Regions from separate parts of the Homo sapiens genome. Here region 1 is linked to region 2. Evidence: chromatin contacts called from ENCODE Hi-C or POLR2A ChIA-PET data. All regions are on one chromosome and are shown on one strand. The core of a region is the stretch at or near the end of the contact, and the rest is flanking DNA. Distances in the headings are between cores, read along the strand shown.

Region 1 (3,409 bases), core at 375-2,874, 110 kb after region 2:
GGAGCTCCTGAAGACCCAACCCTGCAGGAGGAGCCAGGGCCCTGAGTGCATGATCCTTGCTTGGCACAGAGTGTGGGTCAGGTGTAGGAAAGAGTCGGTCGTCATCAAGGAAAGAACACTGTCTTTGGAGATAGTCTCAGACCTGCGGTAAGTTGATGTCTGCCTGCCCAGCCTCTGCACAGAGGGACAGTGCCCCAACTGCATCCTGGGATGGCAGACACAGTGCTGAGCATGTCTGCTGGTTGAGGGCAGCCCACTCCTTCCCATGGTCTCATTAGGACCAAATAAGTTCACGGAAGGGAAGATTCCTTGTAAGCTGAAGTGCTGAGAGTTAAATTTAATCAGAGCCCCAAGGGGGAAAACTAACAACTCACCTTCTGGAAGTCTCGAAAATTTTCATCCAAGTGACACTGAGGCTGAGGCTCCGTTGGTGGAAACTCTGAAGAAGTGTTTTCCAGATGGAAGTGAATAGACCTAGGGTTCTCTAGAGGTGCATGGATGGAAATGGCTGCGGGGCGGGGGACTGGGAGGAGCGGCAGAGACAGGAAGAGCCAATGGCATGTGGGGGCGGCCAGGCCAGAAGGACACTCCCTGGGGTCTGTACTTCACCCTCAGTGAGGCAGCAGGGTTTCCAGGGGGAGCCTGCCCCAGTGCCCTCTGAGCTCACTGAGCTTTGCCCTGATCAGTCAGCCCCACTCTTTTTGCTTGTTTGTGTAATGAAGCCCACTGAAGATAAAATTGCATTCAGAAGAAAGAAAATTATGACCTCAAGGGGAAGCAAAGAGAAACCCACAGTGAATGGGGAGCCCCTGGAGATTTTCTAGCAGGAGTTGGTGTGCTGTGTGCCCTCCTTTCCTATTCTCTATGACAGAGCCCTGCGTAGCCCCCTGAGCTTTGTCAAGGCTGCTGAGAGGTTTAGGGGCAGGTGCAGTGTCAGGAGTCCCCCAGCCAGGCCCTGGCACTAGAGGCCATGCGGCCAGACTTGGATGTGGCAGTGGTCTTGGGGCAGGTGCTGCAGGCTCTACCACTCTTCAACTGTGTCTTCCTGTTCTCCTCTTCTCCCATCAGCAAGCTCACCCCCTGGCTTTTGATGCCAGCCTCCTTTGTGGTGTGGCAGGAATGTCCTGGGAAGAGACAAGGCTTGACCACGTGGATGGAGTGGGAAGACAGGAGGCACTGGGGACAGCATGTGGCTGGGGTGAGCTAGTGGGCGGTGGTACTTTCCCCAAAGTCCAGAGCACTGGGTGGGAGCAGCGCTCAGCTGTAGGGATGTCTGGTGTGAGGTTCTTCTGGGCACCTGGCAGAGATCCCAGGTGGCAACTGGCAGAAGGTCCCCAGCTCAGAGTGGGCCCTGCATGGCGTTGTATGCTGGTGTTCTTTTGTGGGCAGGACACCTGCAAGAGGGCTACAGCTGGAGAAATGGGTGGGGAGGAGTGGCTGTTGACAGCTCCCTGGGCCCAGAGAGAATTGAGTCAGAATTGGGGAAATTGCAGAGCGAGCTCAAAAGCAGAAACCCAGTTGGGGGAAAGTACTGAGCCCAGGGCTCTAAATGACTAATGCAGAAATGATGTTAAGTTTACCTCCAGTCAGAGTGAAACTTTGGGCAGCCCCCGCTCCCTACACGCAGCTGCCCTTCAGGGGAAGTGAGAATTGGCCCAAGCCACAGGTGACCATGACAGGACCTTGCACTAGCTGAGACCCGAGGGTTTAGGAAATTATATGAGAAATGAAGCAAGAGATGATTATCTTTTGACAGCCAAGTCCCCAGATGGAATTTAGATATTTGAACTAGGCCTAAGGAATGTCTGTCTATTAAGTGTCTGTAGAAATTTCTGTCATCTGCTTGCACTTGCTGTTTTACTCTGCTACCATTCTTTTCTCTCTCCATCTCGTAAAAAAAAAAAAAAAGCTACATGAAATGATTTCCTTCACGGATTTTAACAAGCCAGGACACAGTGACAGCTATTAGAAATTATAGCTGACAGGGCTGGGAGACAGCTGTACAGTTTGCTGGTGACCTTGCACAAATGAGTTGTTTTGGGTGGAAAAGCTGTTGCTTATTTACAACACTGAGGCAGAGTTGTTGCTTTTGGATCTGAGTTTTGCCATCCTCCTTCCTGTGGGTGTTTTCACTCATCTACCTCCCTACCCACCCACCACACACTGGGTACGAGAAAAGGTAAGAAGAAAAGACTGGGAGGATCAGAGGATATGAAGGTCAGTCCCCAGACAACATCATCGAAGTTCACCCCATCACTATGTTGATGACTGAGGAGGGAAAGCCAGGTAGGGATTTAGGATTAACCTGAGTGCTGTTCTACATTCAGCCTCCCTTGCTAGTCTCCCTGATGGGGACTTTCCTTTGGTGGGTAGTATGAGGGGTTCTTTGAGTTAGCAGAGTCCCTTCCATCTGAAGAAGCTGAGGCTCAGGGGAGTTTCCAGGCAGTGAGACCCTAGGTCCGGAAGGTTCCCTGATGTGGTGTCCCACATAGCTGCTTCCTCTTTCGTGGTTAAAAGCAGATGGCAGACAGCACAGTCAACCACGGTCATCTCTGAGGCTGACTCAGAGCAGGCAGGTGTTTTTTTGTTTTTGTTTTTTTTTCTTGGCACAGGGAAATCTAAATGAGAGAAGAAATATTTATAAGTGATGGCTCTGGAAGCTGCTTGTGGGTGGACAGTGATGCCCTTCCTGAGTGGGGAAGGCAGGGGCATTTCTGCTGCTGTCCTTGGGCACTGCCTTTCAAGAGCACCACACTGCCCCTTGCATGCACCCACAGACAACACTGAGTGACCGGCCTCCATCCTCACTGGTCTGACCTGGAGGCAGCTGACTGAACCAGCTTTTAGGAGGCACTCATGTGAGTTTGTGTTAAACAGAAATGATTGAGTTGATTGGGTTCAGGAGAGAGACAGAACTGGCATCAAAATCACCTTCCTGGCACATATGTTCTCAGTCCTCCTGGTTTTAGCTTAGGCCTCCACACTGCCAGAGACTCCCTGAAGATTTTCTGATACACAGATGCTGCTTTGGGGCAGCACGTGGAACTGACTCTCTTTCTCCCCAAATTTGCTGTAACAGCTTAGTCCCTTAACATTTATAACCAATCAATTCATGACAAGAAATAGAAAGTCTTCTAAGCACAAGAAATTGCTTTTTGACTCCAGGTTAAATATTACCAGATTTAATGAAAATGCATATTACTAGAATTGAGGGGGTGTGAAATTTGGTAGTAGTGAAAAGGAATGAGAGGAGTACACGTGGCAGTGCTTCCCAGTACCTTCCTGGGAAGAGAATGCTGACAGGGTGTGCCAGAAGCCATGAAAACTTCCATGGAAAGGGGAGGAGCCTCCCTCAGATTGCTTTGAGCTGTATTTTTCCACACCAGGGTATCATTTCCAAGCTGGTGGT
Region 2 (3,639 bases), core at 196-2,695:
CCGAGCCTGGTGGCATCCACCTGTAGTCCCGGCTACTTGGGAGGCCGAGGCAGGAGAATCACTTGAACCTGGGGGGCACAGGAAGTTGAAGTGAGCCAAGATTGCACCATTGCACTCCTGCCTGGGTGGCAGAGTGAGACTCCATCTCAAAAAATATATATATAAATAAAATAAAATGCGTGGTAAGAAAAATCTTTAAAGAACCATGTTTAAACACTTTATTACATACATTCCAGTTTGATAATACTTGCATTCACTGAATTAACATAGTCACCAACTCATTTTATCAATGACACACTTAGATCATCTTTTAGCCATGTGTCTACTAACTATTCCCTACATAGTATTACATCCACTCACTGAAATAACACTCTTCATTACAAAGCTCTTAAAATGAATAACAAAAGCATCTTTTAAAACATGTTTAAACACATTATTGCATACTTTATAATGTGGTAAGCACTTGCATTCAATGAGTTAACATAGTAACCAACTCATCTAATAAATAACATTATTAGAATTATCTTTAATGTAAGTGTCTACAACCTCACACACATATCCACTTACTAAAAGAACAGTCTTCACAACAAAGATTTTAAGAGGTTTATTTAAAGGTATTCTTTAAATAAACATATTTAAACATTTTATTATATATTTGCAATTGGTAAACACTTGAAATCACTAAATTAATACATTTACAAATTCATTTTTCCAGCAACATCTTAGAAATATCTTTTAAGTATGTGTCTACAAATACCTTACTACATGTTACTCATTTAACACCCTTCACAGTAAAGCTTTCAAAATTCATAAGGGCAGTGACATCACCAAAAAGGCTGAGTAGAAGCAAGCTGGTTTCCACTTCCTGACCCACAGGAAATCTTAAACAAATGCACAGCACCAAGATTATCATCAGCAATATCACAGAACTCAAATATGTGAATAAGATAGTTACTGAAATAATGGAGAAGTGAAAAAATCCATGCAGACATAAAAGAGTAAGACTTTTATATTCCTGACATCCTAGCACAAATCTGCCAGACACCAAGTGTGCAGATAATTTTTCACTATTAAATCTTACTAGACCAAAAAAAAAAAAAAAAAAAAGATGAAGAAGAAGATTAAGGAAGACAACCAGCTTTCCCATCATCTTGGGATTCCAGGCAGAAGACACCCACAAGAAGTATAGCCAGTGCCTTAAGGGAGAAAAACTCCTGAGGACACCCAGAAACAAAGAGATTAGGTTGCAACTAGTATCCCCAGCCTGGGAAATTTAGTTATTTAGCCAAAGGAGATGCCAAATCACAGTGGCTGTTCAGTAACACCATGCTGTAGGAGCTATGTTTCATAGGTTCTCAGACCATAAATCCCTAGCTAGCCTTGCCAAGCTTCCCTGGTATTCCCTTTAGGACTTCCCTCATCTGGCACAAGAAGTGCTCTGAATGGTTGCTAGAGCTGAGGCAAACCTGGGATTAAGGTGCCATCTAGTGCCATAAAGGAGGTAGTGACATAGCAAAAAGGATATTCAAGGTAAATTGCAAACAATCTCTAACACACCCGATAGAAAATTAAACAAGCCAGACAGAGAAGATTCGAATGAATAACTAATCCTTTAATGCAGAGACGTAGATGTACATTCATAAGAAAAAACAGCAAACAAAAAAACCATAATCTTCCCGAGTGGACAAAGCAAGAAGCCACTGGCCAACACTAACTAAACAGTGATAGGTGGGCTCTCTGATCAAGAATCCAAAATAGTATTTTTTTTTTTGAGACAGAGTCTTGCTCTTGTCACCCAGACTGGAGTGCAATGGCACGATCTCGGCTCACTGCAACCTCTGCCTCCCAGGTTCAAGTGATTCTCCTCCCTCAGCCTCCCGAGTAGCTGGGATTACAGGTGCCCGCCACCATACCCTGCTAACTTTTGTATTTTTTTAGTAGAGACGGAGTTTCACCATGTTAGCAAGGCTGGTCTCGAACTCCTGACCTCGTGATCTGCCCGCCTCAGTCTCCCAAAGTGCTGGGATTACAGGCGTGAGCCACTGCACCCAGCCCCAAAGTAGTATTTTTAAGGAAATTCAGTGATATACAAAATAATACAGAAAAGCAATTAAGAAATTTATCAGATAAATTTAAGGAAAAAGATTGAAATGATTTTTTAAAAACATCAAACGGAAATCCTAAAACTAAGAAGTACATCTGCTGAACAAAAATTCATGAGAGGCTCTCAATGGCAGATGCATCAAGCAGAGAAAGAAATCAGTGAGCTTAAAGACAGGCTAATGGAAAATACACAGACGAGATAAAAGAATGAAAAGTAATAAAGCATGCCTATAAGATATAGACAATCACATTGAAATAGTAAATCTAAGAATTACTGGTGTTCAAGAGGAAGCTGAGCAAAAGCAAGGAATGGAAAGTTTATTCAAAGAGGCAGGGTGCAGTGGCTCATGCCTGTAATCCCAGCACTTTGGGAGGCTGAGACAGGTGGATCACTGAAGGTCAGGAGTTCCAGACCAGCCTGACCAACATGGTGAAACCTTGTCTCTATTAAAAATACAAAAATTCACCGGATGTGGTGGTACGCAGCTGTAATCCCAGATACCTGGGAGGCTGAAGCAAAATAATTGCTTGAACTTGGGAGTCAGAGGTTGCAGTGAGCTGAGATCATGCCACTGCATTCCAGCCTGGGTGACAGAGTGAGACTCCTTCTCAGAAAAGAAAAAGGGAAAAAAAGAAAGTCTATTCAAAGAAATAATAACAGAAAACTTTCCAAAACTTGAGAAAGACATAAATCTCCAAGTATAAGAAGGTCAGAGATCACCAGACAGAGTAAAGCCAAATAAGATTACCCTAGGGCATAGGATAATAAAACCCTCAAAGGCCTAAGACAAATAAACTACTAAAAGCAGCAAGGGAAAATAAGTGAATAATATAAAGGAGCTCCAATCTGACTGGCAGCAGACTTCTAAATGGCAACTGTCCAACCCAGGAGAAAGTGGGAGTACATGTAAAGTGCTGAAAGACTAAAATTGTCAACTGTGAATACTGTAACCAGCAAAGCTATCCTTCAAACATGAAGGGGAGATAGTGTTTCTCAGACAAACAAAAGTTAAGAGAATGCATCTCATCAGACCCATCTCACAAGAAATGCCAAAGAAATTTCTTCAGTCTGAAAAGAGAAAAACGCAAATGTGCAAAAAAGAAAACATCTAAAGTTATAAAACTCATTGGTAAAAATAAGCCAACAGACAAACTCAAAATTTTGTAACTGTAGTATGCAGTCCACTTATCACTTTAGTGTGATGACTAAAAGACAAATCTATGAAAAACAAAAGTATCTACAGAAACCTGTTAAGAGAGAAGAAATACAAAGATACATAAAGTGACACAATGAAATTCAAAATGGGGAGAAGATGAAGTGTAGAGCTTTCTTAGTTTATATTATTTTCTTTGTGATCAAAGTCATCACTTTAAGATATTTTTGTAATCTTCATAATCACAGAGCAAAATTTTCTAATAAATACACTGAAAATAAAAAAGCAACAAATTAAAACACAGTACCATAGAAAATTAACCACGAAGAAGAGACAGTGAGAAAGAGAGGAGTTACAAAACAACAAAGATACAAATCACAAA

Evidence for each region. Hi-C counts contacts between places; a loop is a spot of excess contacts on that map. ChIA-PET counts read pairs that join two places held with the same protein, here RNA polymerase II (POLR2A). Pooled maps may share reads with other maps.
Region 1: a pooled map shows a loop between it and region 2 (6-fold over the local background). The contact joins two enhancer-like sites. A Hi-C loop is called at or near these places in 8 of 50 pooled maps. POLR2A ChIA-PET finds 5 or more read pairs at or near these places in 3 of 52 experiments (Panc1, RWPE1 and WTC11).

What each region holds. Positions count from the first base shown.
Region 1 is chr7:55,532,631-55,536,039 of GRCh38, reverse strand. The region is part of intron 1 of VOPP1 (VOPP1 WW domain binding protein); the gene reads left to right. Among named protein-coding and RNA genes, the nearest start is that of VOPP1, 38 kb to the left of the region's middle. RefSeq lists enhancers at 954-1,113, 1,134-1,743, 1,784-1,843, 2,184-2,253, 2,324-2,443 and 1 more. Within about 2 kb of position 1,624, at least 21 of the 41 ENCODE cell types and tissues checked have a DNase peak (open chromatin) inside an H3K27ac peak, as active enhancers do.
Region 2 is chr7:55,639,222-55,642,860 of GRCh38, reverse strand. No RefSeq gene overlaps it. Among named protein-coding and RNA genes, the nearest start is that of VOPP1-DT, 68 kb to the right of the region's middle. Within about 2 kb of position 1,445, at least 2 of the 41 ENCODE cell types and tissues checked have a DNase peak (open chromatin) inside an H3K27ac peak, as active enhancers do.